Linked DNA regions of Homo sapiens: region 1 is linked to region 2. Evidence: chromatin contacts called from ENCODE Hi-C or POLR2A ChIA-PET data. All regions are on one chromosome and are shown on one strand. Each heading gives the region's core, a stretch centred on a gene start or an enhancer-like site at or near the end of the contact. The rest is flanking DNA. Distances are from core to core; before and after follow the strand shown. Region 1 holds the start of CCDC186 (coiled-coil domain containing 186). Region 2 holds the start of TCF7L2 (transcription factor 7 like 2).

Evidence for each region. Hi-C counts contacts between places; a loop is a spot of excess contacts on that map. ChIA-PET counts read pairs that join two places held with the same protein, here RNA polymerase II (POLR2A). Pooled maps may share reads with other maps.
Region 1: a loop to region 2 is called in a map of CD8-positive, alpha-beta T cell, with 5 times the contacts of the local background. The contact joins the promoter of CCDC186 here to the promoter of TCF7L2 in region 2. A Hi-C loop is called at or near these places in 1 of 168 maps with a recorded cell type or tissue (CD8-positive, alpha-beta T cell) and 8 of 50 pooled maps. POLR2A ChIA-PET finds 5 or more read pairs at or near these places in 1 of 52 experiments (CD8-positive, alpha-beta memory T cell).

The regions. Positions count from the first base shown.
Region 1 is chr10:114,171,047-114,178,794 of GRCh38, forward strand. CCDC186 (coiled-coil domain containing 186) reads right to left here and starts at 3,157. Exons shown (of 16, transcript NM_018017.4): 1 at 2,969-3,157. MIR2110 (microRNA 2110) reads right to left here and starts at 3,133; the gene lies at 3,059-3,133. It also overlaps a transcript of TDRD1 not described here. RefSeq lists enhancers at 2,839-3,367, 2,963-3,162 and a silencer at 3,223-3,492.
Region 2 is chr10:112,947,743-112,955,140 of GRCh38, forward strand. TCF7L2 (transcription factor 7 like 2) reads left to right here and starts at 2,505. Exons shown (of 15, transcript NM_001367943.1): 1 at 2,505-3,203; 2 at 3,465-3,531; 3 at 3,741-3,865. The coding sequence starts at 3,015. It overlaps LOC124902502 (a long non-coding RNA gene), which reads right to left and starts at 4,600. Exons shown (of 2, transcript XR_007062291.1): 1 at 4,036-4,600; 2 at 2,887-3,265.

The sequences.
Region 1 (7,748 bases), core at 1,907-4,406, 1.2 Mb after region 2:
CTTTAAAATACTAAAGCAGAAAGTTATCAGAAATGACTTCCTACTAATACAGAAATCTAATTTGAAGATTGCACTTGCACTTTAATGAGTCTAAGAAAACATGAAAAGTATTATCAGCTAATTTTCCTCCAAATCTGAAAAGGAATAAAGTAGGTAAAAAAAAATCTGACCTATAGTTCCTTTTTCAAAAAGGAAGGCTCTCAGGCCTTCCTTTACAGGTGGCTCACACCTGTAATCCCAGCACTTTGGGAGGCCTAGATGGGAGGATCAAATGAGGCCAGGAATTAAGAGAACAGCCTGGGAAACATAGCAAGACCTGGTCTATAAAAAATAATAATATATAATTTTTAATTAAAAAGATTAGTATGGTGGCCTGTGCCTGTTGTCCTAGCTACTCAGGAGGCTAAGGCAGGAGGATTGCTTGAGACCAGGAGTTCAAGGCTACAGTGAATTATGATCATACCACTATACTCCAGCCTGGGTGACAGATTGAGATCTTGTCTCAAAAAACTAAACAAAATGAAGCCTAGTATCTTTAAAAAAAATTTTTTTTCAAGTTATAAGCCTGCATTACATTAAAAAGTTTGGGTTAATGTTTAAATTTTGAAGACACCTTTGGCCAGAGTTGGTTAATTTGGTATGCTCTACTTTATTAAAAACATGAACTGATAGTCTACCGTGGGATTATGTAGTAAGTGCGGTAGACATTACATAGTCTACATAATCCCACAATTATCAGTTCAAGTGTCTTAATGATAGACAAATGTTAATAAGAAATACACTCACAATCCAATCAAAACTATGCTGGTGCTGATTTCCACTTTGTGTCTACTGTCCCTTCATCTCAGTATTTTTCCTTTTTCTTACTTTTTAGCCCAAATACATTTTTTAAATCTCAGTAGCTAAGAAAGTTCAAAGCAGTTTGAAACAATAGATTAAATTATCTATGATCTCACTGCTGCCCCTAAAATGAATACTAAGTATAACATTTGCAATACTGTAAACTCAGTGATATGTTTATGAGAAATTGAAAAACCAGCTTTAGTTATTTTAAGGTAGAGATAAAAGAAAAACCTAAGTTTTACTAAAAGAAAAAAAATTTCAGGGTAAGGATTCTTACTTTAACACGAAACTGTTGCATGAATTTGAGAAACTAGTGCAGATTACCAGTCCTTCTTCAAAGGGAAAGATTATTTTCTAAATCTCCAAATAAAGCTGCTTTGTGCTTCAACCTACTGTCTCTTCCTGGAGTCAGTATACTGCAATGCTTTTATCTTCACTCTGTGATGTCAGCATAAAGCTGCAAATAGATGTTTCTAAACTGAACATACTAAGCAATCATTAGCTATGCTGTCACTGCATAGCATTAAAGGACAACTCTACTTTATGGGTGAAAGAACTAAAAGGTTAGAGTGGTCACTGTGATACACACCAGCCAACCCTTTCCGTTAGCAATAAATAGGACTCAAAAGCCAATGACACACTATGGAATCTCCACTGTTTAAAGAAACCTTAAGTTTATATGCAGTTATTCTGAATTTAACAGGGCCTTTAAAAAACAAACACAATCCATGCATTTCCAGGGAGAATCTTCAGTAATCATACGTTTGCCTATTATGCTGTAAAAAGTTTTAATTCTTAATACTGCAAGATTCGTGATCTAATATCTTCACTGCATTAAAAATAACATGAAAAGACCAGAAATAAAAGAGAAAAATGAACCTAGCCAATCATTACTGTTTTTTATTTGTGTAATGTTGGATAAAGAATTGAAGTTACACAGGGAACAGTGTACATTACACACAGAGATAGTTCAGTTTCACTATCAATCTCTCTTGAACCTGAATCCTTCCCACGAGATGAACACTCGGTAAATATTAAGGTGTACTTGATAGTTGGGAAAGCCACACCCACAACTAGCATACCTAAATAGATAATAGCAGATTAATTTCTTCTGAATGACTACCAGCACACCTCTTGAAACCCTGATTTACTGAACACCTTAGAAGACAACACCCGGCCTATCGTTTTGGAAGAAAAAAAAGCTGGGCATCAAAGGAACATGACACACATGCAGAGAAAACGGCCAAGTACCTGGGACTGTACTGCGTATTTTTACTATATTCTCTCTTCTGATTTCCACAGGTAACAAGATTATCAAGTGAAAGAAGTAGGATTCTAATCCAGATGTTCTGACTCGAAATCCAGGACTTTTTCCTCTAAACAAAATCAAGATGGGAATATTAGGTGAAGTTGTTAAACTGTTAACAGCTAAGCAATACTCACACCTGCACTGTTTCCCAAGATTGCTACTTAGGGACACGTAGAAGGGTTTTTGTTTTGTTTTTGCCATTTTTCATTACTGATGGAGACATAAATCTGAAACCCCTTCCTTACCAACCAAGGTTTATGAAATGCCTTGACGTCCTTGAAAGACAACATAAAGAACAGTATCCACCACTCCAAAGAATCACTTCTAAGGAACTTAGAATCACAGTAATGGAAGTGTTTGGAAGAGGGTAACAAGTCTTCACAACAGTAAATATAAAACACCCACATACAGTCAACTTGAGACGAAAAACGAAATAGGCGATTGAGTCTAGGAAAGATTCTCGAGCAGGTAGGGCTTGGCTGCAGTTCACACGCAGCCCAGGCAATGGGCTCGAATTCAGACGCTCTCGAGGCACAGCCCCCACGACCCCCGCTGACCCCTCTTTGCCACCTCCAAGGTCCCGGAACCGAAGGAGGAAGGCAGGGAGAGGAAAGGGCTTGAAACCCGTTCCCCAGCCCTCCCCTTCCTCCGCGCCCTCAAAGGAGCCAGGCGGGGAGCCCGCTCGACCTCGACCTCCACCTCGCACTCGCCCTCGCCCCCGCCACGGAACGTGCAGGAAGGAGCGGAAGGCTGGCAGCCCCACCGCACCGCCACCGCGACTCACCGGTGTGCCCCGAGTACCCCTCAGACACTTACCCCACTTATCCAAGCCTCAGGCCACGCCCTAACAAGGCTGCTGGAGCTCTGGCTCAGGGGCCAACTTTTCCATAGCGGGGTCCAACCAGCCAAGAGTGGGAGGAAAAGACCGCGGTGAGAAACACAGCCGACGCCTCACTCAGCGGCCGTTTCCCCAAACCCCTGCGGAGCTGACACATCAACAAAGATGGCGGCGACACTGAAGCCGGCCCGGTTACAGCTGAGGGGGCGGGGGCTCCCTGGAGGAACCAATCAGCGCAGCGCGGGCGGGGTGACGCAGCACACCTTGAGGTCCTGGGTAACCTGTCTGCAGTGGGCTGGGCTGGCGGAGCTCACCTCCCACCTCCCGGCCCAGGAGGCCCCACCTTGCGGCCCGAGAGGCCCCGCCCCGCACTCCGCCTGGCTGGGCACCCACGCCTCCGCGACCTGGAGAGCCGGGTCTCCTGCCCTTTGGTCGGGTTCTTCCTTTCAAGCTCCTCCGGACCCACGCAGCCTGTTTCTTTCTGCAGGACGCTCTTGTTGGCTATTACTCCTCCTCACCCTTTGGCCTGCATGAGTCAGGGACATAAAGCAATAAAAGAGAATTTGAAATTGTGGCTTCCCGGCTCTCATGCGGAAACCTTGCACCTTACGTGGGCGGAGTCGGCTGGAGCAGGCTACGATGGGGGAGACCTCTGGGGGTTCCATAACAGCGCGTTCGTGTCTTCAGCGTGGCGCTGCTGCCATTGTTTAATAATAAACTGTCGGTGCCTTCGTCTCTGGCTTCAAGCTGAGCGCATTGATGGTAGGAAGTGTCCTCTCCCGGCTGAGTAACCTGGCACGCAGCATGGCAACAAAAAGTGTATTGGGTACAGTTGCCTCGCCCGGCCCAGAGAAGGAAGGTCAGCAGTTCAGTCTCTGGAGGTTTCGCAAACCTCCTCAGTCCGGGGAAACGATGTTCTTTGGTTTAGGTCTTACACATATCTCATGAATGAAAATAGCTGATGCAGACGATTCTGCAATGTAAGAATTTGTAAAGCAAAACTTACTACTGTTCTGTTAAGCGTCTTCGATACTGTTGGCAAAACACACACACGGAGGTGTAATGGCACCTCACTCCTCCTTAAATGAAGGTACTACACTGAAGCACATTTTGCAGTTAAAGTGTCTTGTCATAGAAAATAAATGATTTGACTTTAAAACAATAAATCGACCAAGCCTTCCTAGGGAGACATTAATCCAAGGGGAAAAAACTGAAGAAACCTTAAGCTGTTTTCGGTACTCGTCAGTAATAACATAGGTATTACTATTTCTGAATATTTCTGAATTTATAATTAGTATAAAGTATATAAATATATCTTTGTGAACCAAGTTTTTCACCATAAGAGAAAAGAAATACAAATATAAACCAAAGACATTATATTAAAATTCTGCAATCCTATATTTGAATTTACAAATATCAGAATTAACTCATGGTACATTTTTTTCGTGAAAAAAAAGGTGTGTCCACTGAAAACTCTTAGAACAGTGACCAACCCATTGCACACTCCTATTCCCCAGATTGTGATCTCTAAAGAGCATTGCCCAAAAAAAGTTACCTTGGCTTCTCTTGGAGGTTAAGTGCTGATTCCCAGTAGGGGCAAGAAATATGCAAGATAGCCTAGGACATATTGCTTGTAGCAGAAAGCAAGGAAGAAAAGCAAAGATAACATGAACTGTACCCAAAAGACTCAGAAGGCAGTTCAAAGATGCCCCAACTTCTCAAACAGGACAAATTTAGCATTCAAAAATAATAACAGCAACTGGTTGAGACGCACTATGTAAAAAAATCAGTGAGTGCATTTATTTTTTTTAATGTCATTGACCCTCTTGGAAAGATGCCAACAAGTCATTACAATCTGAGAACTGATAAAGAATCAAGCATTCATCCTACCTTTCCTGTTGCAAACTGAATGTCAATCAAATAGTCAATGTGGGGAAGCTCTTCTCTGTAGAACTCCATGTAATAATTGCAGAAAGAAAGATAGATGATCACCATTTTGCAAACCCTGATGAAATAATGGATCTAGGTAATGGTCATCTGTGAATCTAGAACCATTAGATGAAAAACTGATAGGAAGCTTCGTATTGTAATGGATGGATGGGGCTGGCACCACTTGAACCTACTAGATCAATCTTAATATCCTCCAAAGTGAAACAACTACATACTATGTATTTTCTGAAATGCTACAATAGAGAAGCACAACACCACCTGTGAAGTATTCCTGCCGGGGGATGCAATCAACAAAATTGAATGGAAAAAAAAAAAAACCCTGCAGTTACTGTAATAAATAAATTGCAAGAGAAGTACAGGATTTAAAGAGAAACCCCTTTTTAAAATATATCACTGAGTGCAAATACAGGATGTTTTGATACTGATTTGAACATATCAACGATTTAAGATAACATCTGAATGGCTGGGTGTGGTGGCTCACACCTGTAATCCCAGCCCTTTGGGAGGCCAAGGTGGGCTGCTTGAGCTCAGGAGTTTGAGACCAGCCTGGACAACACAGTGGGATCCCATCTCTAAAAAGAAAATTAAAAAATAACATTTGAGGTATCTGGAAATGTTTAGTATTAATTTTATGATATTAAGAAATTATGGCCAGGCACTATGGCTCACACTTGTAATCCCAGCTACTGAGGCAGGGTGATGGCTTGAGTCCAGCAGTTCAGGACTGCAGTGAACTATGACTGTGCCACTGCACTCTAGTCTGGGCGGCAGAGCAAGACCCTTTCAGAAAGAAAGGAAAGGAGAGGAAAGGAGAAAAAGGAGAAAAGAAAGGAAAGCAAGAGAAATTATTGTTTTTAAAGTTGGGATATGTTTTGGTGATATTACTTAAAAAGTGGTAATCTCTTAAAGACACCTACTTACAATATTTTTGGATGAAAAGATACAATATCCCAGAAAGTAATAAAGTGCTTAACAAACAAAATACCACCTGATGATAGTATGTGAAGGAACAGAAACCAACTGAAAGAGCTTCCTGTGGCCAAAGCTGGAAAAATCTGAGCAAGGAAATACAGTAGTTTTGGATTAGAAAAGTATAAAATAAGAAAAAAAAAGTATAAAATAAATATCCGAGTCCGTTATTAAATTAGTAAATGGAGAAGAGACAAATCTCCCATGCAGAAGAATTTCAAATAATTTCTGCAGATACTGCATCCTCAAAGAGGGACAACATAACTCCCTACTCCTTAAATGTGGGCTTCAAATAATAGCTTCCTTCCAAAGTGTATAGTATGAAAAGGGAAGGGAAAAAAAAGAATATAGTAGAAAGACCCAACAAACACTACCACAGCCAGATGACCAAATCCTACATCAATTGTCATAATCATATTCATAGGATGTATGCTTGATATGATGCAATAAAAATGGCATTTTTACCTCTGTGGTCTTCCTTCCAATAACCCGTAACTCCTTTCCTACCAGCAGAAAAACATCAGACAAATTCCAAAAGTAGGGCATCCTACAAAAGGCCTGAGAGTACTCCTGGAAACTTGACATCAAGGTCATCAAAACAAAGTCTAAGGAAGTCCCATGGCCAAGAAGAGCCTAAGGATCCATGAAAACTAAATGTAATATGATATCCTGATGAGATCTTGCATCAGAAAAGGGACAGTAGGTAAAAACGAAGGAAATCAAAAAGATGGGCTTTAGTTAATACTGTATCAATGTTGGTTCCTTGGTTCCTTAATTATAACAAATGTATCATGCTAACAGACCATGCTAATAATAGGGGAAACGATGTGGCTTCTGTCAGAACTCTGTACAGCACCTTCTTTTCTTTCTTTCTTTTTCTTTTTTTTTTTTTTTTTGAGACAGTCTTGCTCTGTTGCCCAGGCTGGAGTGCAGTGGCAGTGATCTTGGCTCGGTGAAACCTCCGCCTCCTGGGTGCAGGCGATTCTCCTGCCTTAGTTTCCCAAGTAGCTGGGATTACAGGCGCCTGCCACCACACCCAGCTAATTTTTTTTTATTTTTTTATTTTAAGTAGAGACGGGGTTTCACCATGTTGGCCAGGCTGGTCTCGAACTCCAGACCTCAAGTGATCTGCCTGCCTCGGCCTCCCAAAGTGCTGGGATTACAGGCATGAGCCCCCACGCCCAGTCAGCACTTTCATTTCACTATTCTGTAAATCTGAAACTGCTCTAAAAAATAAATTTAAAAGACACATCAACTAAAGAAAAAAAATCAGGCTTTTAAAGAATTGAAGTTAGTGAAGTTAGTTTTATTCAGAGTCTTACTGAGGACTGCAACCAGGGAGAGCCCAGAGAATTTCTGTTAAACTACTCCAAAGCAGTGGGTCAGCACACTTTAAATATTAGGTGGTAGAGGTTCTGCCCAGGGGTTACATTAAAAGTGCCCAGAAGCTATATAAGATCAAAATATTTTCAAAGTTTGGGTGCGAGAGTAAGTCTAGGCATCATCATTAATCTTGTCCGTTAGGTACAGAAAAAGGCAAGGCCTAGATCTCTGAAAGTATCTTTTCTAAAAATGCAGTGACTCTGAGAGGTGGGAACCTGAGTTCTCTCCGCAGTCTTCAAGGCATTCTTCTGGAGGGCTGAGATGTTACTAAGTCAAGGGGTCTGAAATGCTGACAAACACAGTGAACAAACGTGGCTTTTTCACAGTGAGGGAGGACTATGCTGGGGGCCAGAAGCAGACGTTCGCTACTTTGTCTCACATTTACAATTCTCGGATTTGCTTCAAAACATTGCCCGAAGAGTGCCTGGGCTGCAGATGTAGACAAGATTAACCATG
Region 2 (7,398 bases), core at 1,255-3,754:
CAGAGATTTAAGGAAGGAGAGATTCAAAAGAGTTCCCTTTGAATGAGAAAAATAAGGATATGCCAAAATGGATAAAGTTACTAATCATGGGAACAAAGCCCTTAGTATTTACATATGATAAAAATGCAGGCCAGTATAGTAAAATCAGTAAGTACATTCTTTAAAATTTCAATTCAGTATATTCCTGAGATTTTATTATACAGGTAGTACTATAAAGAACATAGAAGACCTCATTATCCAACTTAATTCAGACCAGGGTTTGATTAAAAAAATAAAAAACAAAAAACTACCACACAGGACAAAGAAATTGCCATAAAATTGAGTTCCTATAAATGTGTTCCAGTTTAAGTAACTAAGTCCCTAAAATGAGCCTTAGTAAAGTCTACGCTGCATATAGACAGACTTAGGCACATCAAGTATACAGGTGACAATTAGCAAGTGTATAAAGCTATGGTCATTTCGCTAAATGTGTAAATCTAAAGGCAACCAAGTAAAAGACCTAAAAAAGGAAACTGTTAAGTCCATTTGTACATGGATTTAACAGTGAAGCATTTCATTCTTCATGTTTTCACTTGGTGTCTTGAAATAATCCCCTTTCTGTCTCCACTCTCCCTCTTAGACACTGCACCTGCCTTATTTATTTATGAAGTCTGAAGGTTAGTCCTACCTGCTGAGACTAATTAGCCCTGTGCTTTGTATCCTATGCAATCCTGTCTGATTAAATGTACACATTTGTTTTACTTCTTTTCAGGCTCCTTCTCACTCTACTTCTGATATTCTGATTAATATCAAAGTTGGGAGTTACAGTGATTCTCCTCTGCCTCCCCCCCAACCCATTTTTATTTTGCCTGCATCTTATTCTTTAGTGTGCAAATGTGGTTGTGATTTTTTTCCAGTGCAGGGGAATTCGTTGGCCTTGTCAATCTCGGTATCATTATTTTTAGTAGTCTTTCTGAGACTTTAGCCTATAAAACAGTTTTGCTGAAACCCCAAACTCTCTAAATATTACATGGCAAATTTGCTTTCTTTTGGAAACCTCGGTGCTGATGGGCCAGCTGAAGTGCAGGTGAGCTTTTTCAGGGAAGGGTGGGACAACAGTACATCCTGGACTCTAGACTAATACTACTCCTAAGAGGCAATTTGCTAAATCCTACTGATTTATTTTTTTCTTTTTTCTCTTTTTCATGTTGTAGTGTCCAGTCTACTTCTTACTGGGTATTTGCAAAAATGAATTTTCTTGCTCTATCACCCAGGAACATTGTGTTTTGGGAGCTGGGTCTTTCCTCTTTAACATAATTCCATTCCCCATTTTGTAGCAAATCAGTCTGCTCCTCCTCTAATACCTAAAAGTCAACAAATACCTGCCTCAAGCCCCAGGTTTCCCATCTTCTCCCGAAGGTCTTCTAGCATCGGTTTGGTTAGCAATTTCCTGCCAGAGCCACCTACATCTTGATTATTTTGGTCAGTCTTTCGGGGATTTCATTTCAGACCCCCTTCGAGAAACACTGTAGCCCAACTGATCCCAGGGGTTGGTGAACTTTCAGTTTTATTTTCCCTGACGGTGTTAACGCCCAAACTTTTCACCTCCTAAGTCAAAAAGGACTTTGACTCTAGCTCATTTCCTACTACCTCCAACGTCAGTTAAAAAAAAAAAAAAAAAAGCAAAACACCACTCTACATTTAAAAGAATCATATATTTTTCCTTAAGGATACTTTTAATGTTTCTGACATTTAGCATTTGTTTTTTGCATAAAAAGTCGTTTTGGCATATCCATCCTAGTGGGACTTAACATTTCATGAAATGATTCACTACTAATAAACAAAAAAGGGAGGAGGGAGGCCTCATGGGTTAATAGTTTCTTTCATTGTAGATGACCAGGAACTTTGACCAGCCCCTTCACTTCCCCAAGCTCTCTGAAAGTGGAGGGTTGATCTTTCCTTTTGACCACTTTTGTCGCATCCCGTCTAAGGGTGGCTGATTTCACTGCTGAATTAACCACCAAGCACCCCCCCACCCCCTCCCCCAGCCACCACTTTCTCAAATACTACCCTTCCTTTTCCCCCTCCCTTAAGACTTATTTCTAATATTTCTAAAGTGCACTGTTTTGGGCCTCTCCCCATCCCCGCCCCCCAAGTGGGCTTTCCTTCCGCCTTCCTCGGCTCGGATTCCTGACTTGGTCGCCACCCCCTTCTCCTCCTCTCCCACCCCGCATTGTCTTTCTGAAACCGCCCCCTCCCGGAGCAAGTCCCTGCACCCTCGCCCAGAATCCCGGGCTCGCACACACTCCGCGCAGGCCGCTCCCCCTGCACACTCCTCCCTCCGTCTCCCCCCGGCTTCCCCGCCCCTCTCTTCCTCCTTCTTTCCCTCCTCCCTCTCCCGGCGCCCGAAAGGATCATTGTTAGCCGCCCCCGCCCCGCCCACCCCGGCTGTTTATTTATGCACACGTCACTGGGCCGGCCCCGCCCTCCGGCATCTCATTAAGGCAGTGTGTTCCTCTCGCCCTGTCAATAATCTCCGCTCCCAGACTACTCCGTTCCTCCGGATTTCGATCCCCCTTTTTCTATCTGTCAATCAGCGCCGCCTTTGAACTGAAAAGCTCTCAGTCTAACTTCAACTCACTCAAATCCGAGCGGCACGAGCACCTCCTGTATCTTCGGCTTCCCCCCCCCTTTGCTCTTTATATCTGACTTCTTGTTGTTGTTGGTGTTTTTTTTTTTTTTACCCCCCTTTTTTATTTATTATTTTTTTGCACATTGATCGGATCCTTGGGAACGAGAGAAAAAAGAAACCCAAACTCACGCGTGCAGAAGATCTCCCCCCCCTTCCCCTCCCCTCCTCCCTCTTTTCCCCTCCCCAGGAGAAAAAGACCCCCAAGCAGAAAAAAGTTCACCTTGGACTCGTCTTTTTCTTGCAATATTTTTTGGGGGGGCAAAACTTTTTGGGGGTGATTTTTTTTGGCTTTTCTTCCTCCTTCATTTTTCTTCCAAAATTGCTGCTGGTGGGTGAAAAAAAAATGCCGCAGCTGAACGGCGGTGGAGGGGATGACCTAGGCGCCAACGACGAACTGATTTCCTTCAAAGACGAGGGCGAACAGGAGGAGAAGAGCTCCGAAAACTCCTCGGCAGAGAGGGATTTAGCTGATGTCAAATCGTCTCTAGTCAATGAATCAGAAACGAATCAAAACAGCTCCTCCGATTCCGAGGTAGGAAAAGCCCCTCGGGCTGGTGGGGTTTTTTATCTGTTTCCTGGGCTTGGCAAATGTTGCTGAAAGGGGAGAAATCGGGGCTGGGGGCGGCGGCGGGGCCCGGCGGGCGGCGTGTGCGTACGGTGCCACCATTGCAAAAACTTGTAACCCTGTTTTTTTCTACCCCCCCCTCGACCTCGCCGATTCTTTTTCTCCCCCTTCTCCCCCTTCTGCGTGGCGTTTGCCCCTCGCCCTCCCCACCTCCACCCCTCTGGGAAGGCGGAAAGACGGCCTCCGCCTCGCTCCGAAAGTTTCCGAGACAAATCCCGGGAAAGTTTGGAAGAAGGTGAGTACGCCCCGCGCGCCCCGCAGCCGCCCGGAGCCGCCCCCCGGGCCGGCCGCCCCGCGCGCCCCGGCCCCGCGCCCGGCTCGGCCTGGCCCTGCGCCGGCCCGGTCGGGGCGCCCGGCCCCTCGGGGCACTTTCTAAAAAGTTTCTCCTCACTCTCTCCCGCTCCGCGCGGCCGCCGCTGTCCCCTCGCCGCCCCGCCATGTTAGCGGCCAAGAGGCAAGATGGAGGGCTCTTTAAGGGGCCACCGTATCCCGGCTACCCCTTCATCATGATCCCCGACCTGACGAGCCCCTACCTCCCCAACGGATCGCTCTCGCCCACCGCCCGAACCGTAAGTGCCTCCGCGCCCGGCCCCCGCCCGCTGCCCGCCCGCCCGCGCCGCCCGCCGGGCCCCGCATGCGGCCCCTGCCCTGCCCCCTCCCCGCCTCCCCCTCCCCGCCTCCTCCCCTCCCTCCCTCCCCTCCCCCGCTCGTGGCCCAGGAGGCCCGAAACTCTCCAAACTTTTCTGCCTTTTGTGGACTGGATTTGTTTGCACTTCGCCACGTTCTTGCTTTCAGTTTGCTGCCTCGTGATGTTGGGGAGACCTCTCTGTCCAAGCAGGGCTTTGTTGGTGGGGAGGGGGGGGAATCCGAAGAACTTTCCTTTGCGTTCTGGTTCCCCCTCCCCCTTTGGTGGTGGTGTTTGTTTCTTCACCCTGGGAAGATGACTCTGTGGCTCTTCCTTTGCTCTCTCTCCCTCTCTCTCCTTCTCTTCCTTCCCTCTTCTGTGGCGTCTTGGGCTTTCCCCGGTTAACCCCTTGGCTGCCGCTGCGGGCCACGAGTGACTGACTGTGCTGCGCCCGATGCGCGGGGTAGAGAGTGGGTTTCCTCCAGGCATTGGACTTGAGAACTGGCTAGCGCGCAGAGCCCGGGGCCCTGGAGAGGCTCCTTGGCTTTCTCTTTTGGGCGACTATGTATTTAGCTTTCTAGTGGAGATTGCTGGCTCTCGGCCCTCCTTCCCCCTTCCCCTGGAAGGTCACACTTCCCAGATTGGTCCCACCGCAAACTTGGGGGCTCTGAGGCGTCCTTTTCTTTGGCAACCCGCAGGGCCGCGAGCGCCCTGGGCGCCGTGGCGGGCTCCGCTGCCCGGCGCACTGGCTGCGGGCTCTCCCGGGCCGCGCAGGGCAGCAGGGCTGAGTGGGGCGGGGAGGCCCCTGCGGCCCGGATTCTTGGTTTGTGTGCAGCCGGAATGGACTCCTCCAAGCGGACTTGTGTATTTCTAGGGAATTTTGGCGCCTTGGGATGTATGGCGGGGTCGGCGCTCGCCAGCTTCCGTGTAGGCCCGTCGTGGGCCCCAGGGGGGCCAGAGACCAGGGTGTGCGGGCTCAAGGAGGTGCGGGGGCCGAGGGAGGCTGGGGCGCCTCTCCTTCAAGGGAGTGGGCCGCCGATCGCCGGCCACCCAACTTTGGGGGCCCCAGGGCAGCGCGGGGTGCCGGGCTCGGGGGGCGCTTCCTGCAGGGTCGGTCCCGCGCCCAACCCTGACATTTGTTAATACGGCTCATCCCCTCCCCCACCGGCCTGTGCCCCCTGCCCTCACCCTGAACCCCCTCCTCCTCATCCCTCCCTCCCTCTTCTAAGAAGCCTGGATTACGAATCCCTGGACGCAAGACGCATTTGTGCCCGGCTTCCCGGTATTGTCATTTTACACCTTCTCCAGTTTGGTCCCCTACCCCTTATTTACACACACGACTTTTGTTTTTTCTTTTTCGGTAACTCTAGATAGCAATTTGAAATAATGCACCCACTGTTCAGCAGCCATGGATTCGGTGCTAATGGCCGAGGGCTTGCCGGACGGGAGTCGATCAGATCTACAAGTGTTTTTAAGCATTAAAATATTAACTATCAGGTTTGACTTGCTTTTTTGGGCCCTGGCAAAATGGCAAGGGCATGCTAGACCGGTCATTTTTTTTATGGCTAGGGAAGAGAAATAATTATTCCCCCCCTGCCCGGCGCCCAGACATGCTTGGGAAGCTGGGAGAGCGGTTCGGCTCAACCCCCTTCTCCAGGGCCAGTTCCACCAGGCTGCAGGGGCCGCGCTCTGGGCTTGCAGCTGTAGGGGAAGCACAGTTCGCTTACTTTGTATTTTTCTTGGGAGCTTGTGGGGCATCTTAAACGGGACCGTTCGGCTCAGAATCGCAGTGTTCGCCTACCAATAAACCGGACCAAGCAACATTCCAAAGAATCCCTGAGAATTTCTGCCTCTCCTCCCCTCCCCCTTCCGATGGAAACCTCCCTGGTATTATTTTAAAATCCACTTAACCATCTGAATATTGAGCTTTGATGGCGGGCTTGCTAGCTTTCTTGACTCTTTTTAAACTCGCTGTCTGATACTGGCAATCTTGCCATCCCTTCTCAAACTTGAGCAGTTGTGTTGTCTTGTAATTAGCAAACAGGGAAATTGCTAAAGGCAAATAAATGATTTCCCGGTGAGAAAAGGAAGGCTCCCAATGATCGGTCCCTTTTGTGGGCATTATAGGAATAGACGGCGTCTAGTTATTTTAATTGTGGACATAGCGGGTGGCCTGGTGCTGTGACATCAGATTGAGTCTCAGAACACATTTCTGAACTCAGTAGGCAGTTTTAGTACTTACATGTCAAACACCAGCAGACATCTTTGTGTACACTGCCCCTTCGTCCTTCCTCCCTGTTACCTGGGTTAGATTATGTGCTCCAAAATTAAAGTTATTTATTTAGGCTGGTCAGCAGAGCAGTGGAAATGAGGATGGTAGGCTGTTGTGTGTCATTCCTGACGTCTTCAATCAGAAGGCCAGCTTGCAATCCAGATTTGATACAGCTGCGGGAGGAATGGAGGAATGCATAGGCAAGATAGCGGGCTTCCCATACTCTTCTGAAATCCTTAGTGTTTTATAGGGTGTGTTTTTAATGGCAAGGTGTAAAGACAAATTTCGCTGTATGCTTTATTATTTTCCCTTTGCTCCTTGGTGGCGGTGATTTTTGCTACATTTTCTGTTACTTATGGTGTACCTGTAAGCAGCTGCATCCTTTAAAAAGCAAACTCTCTGGAACCCTGATTTCTGCTTTTTTATTTAAGAATGTAAAGAATTAGAGAGTATCATTAAATCGGCTTATGATGAATAATACATTATCTCAAGAATAATGCTTTAATTGCTGAAGACACCATAAAGCTTGATAGTAATAATTTTATTTTAAAATGACAAAGATTTCTGCATAATATTAATTTAGTCTTTGATTCAGTAATAGGAATGGCTTTTAAAAAGACAGATTCAGATACAAAACTGCATTAAGGAGAGGTCTAGTTAAGTAGATGGGAAGTGTTAGAACTGCAAATATTAGAACTGTGGTAACATTTGTATATTAAAGATAAGAATACTGTAACCTATTAAAGTTGATTGGAAAAAGTAGTTTTACATTTCTTTTTCCCTCCTGGCAAAGTGGAAATAGGAATATGGTGGTTGAAATTCCAGTTAGGTTTGAAATTTCTTTTTAAGGACTTGATTATTCGAGCCCTTGCATCTTCTCTTATCCAAAGTTATTTGCTTTTCAACCGAGCTCTTTGCTACTAGGTTGAACAGATAAATAAGCTGCATCTTGAATTCATTTTTGAACTTGGAATCCAGCATTTAAAGGAAACCGAGAGGGGCCTATTCATTGGGATTTTATTTAGCCGGGCAACTTCTCTTTCTGGCTTGTGAAAAATGGACGTTTTTTCCTCACTGAAACAACATAATCCTTTCTAATACAAAAGATTTAGACCTTGGAGTGTGAAGGGTTAATGGTGGTCCTTCCCAGTTGTCCTCCCACCCCCCCACCTCACCCCTGATTGTTTTGACAACACTTTTCAAAG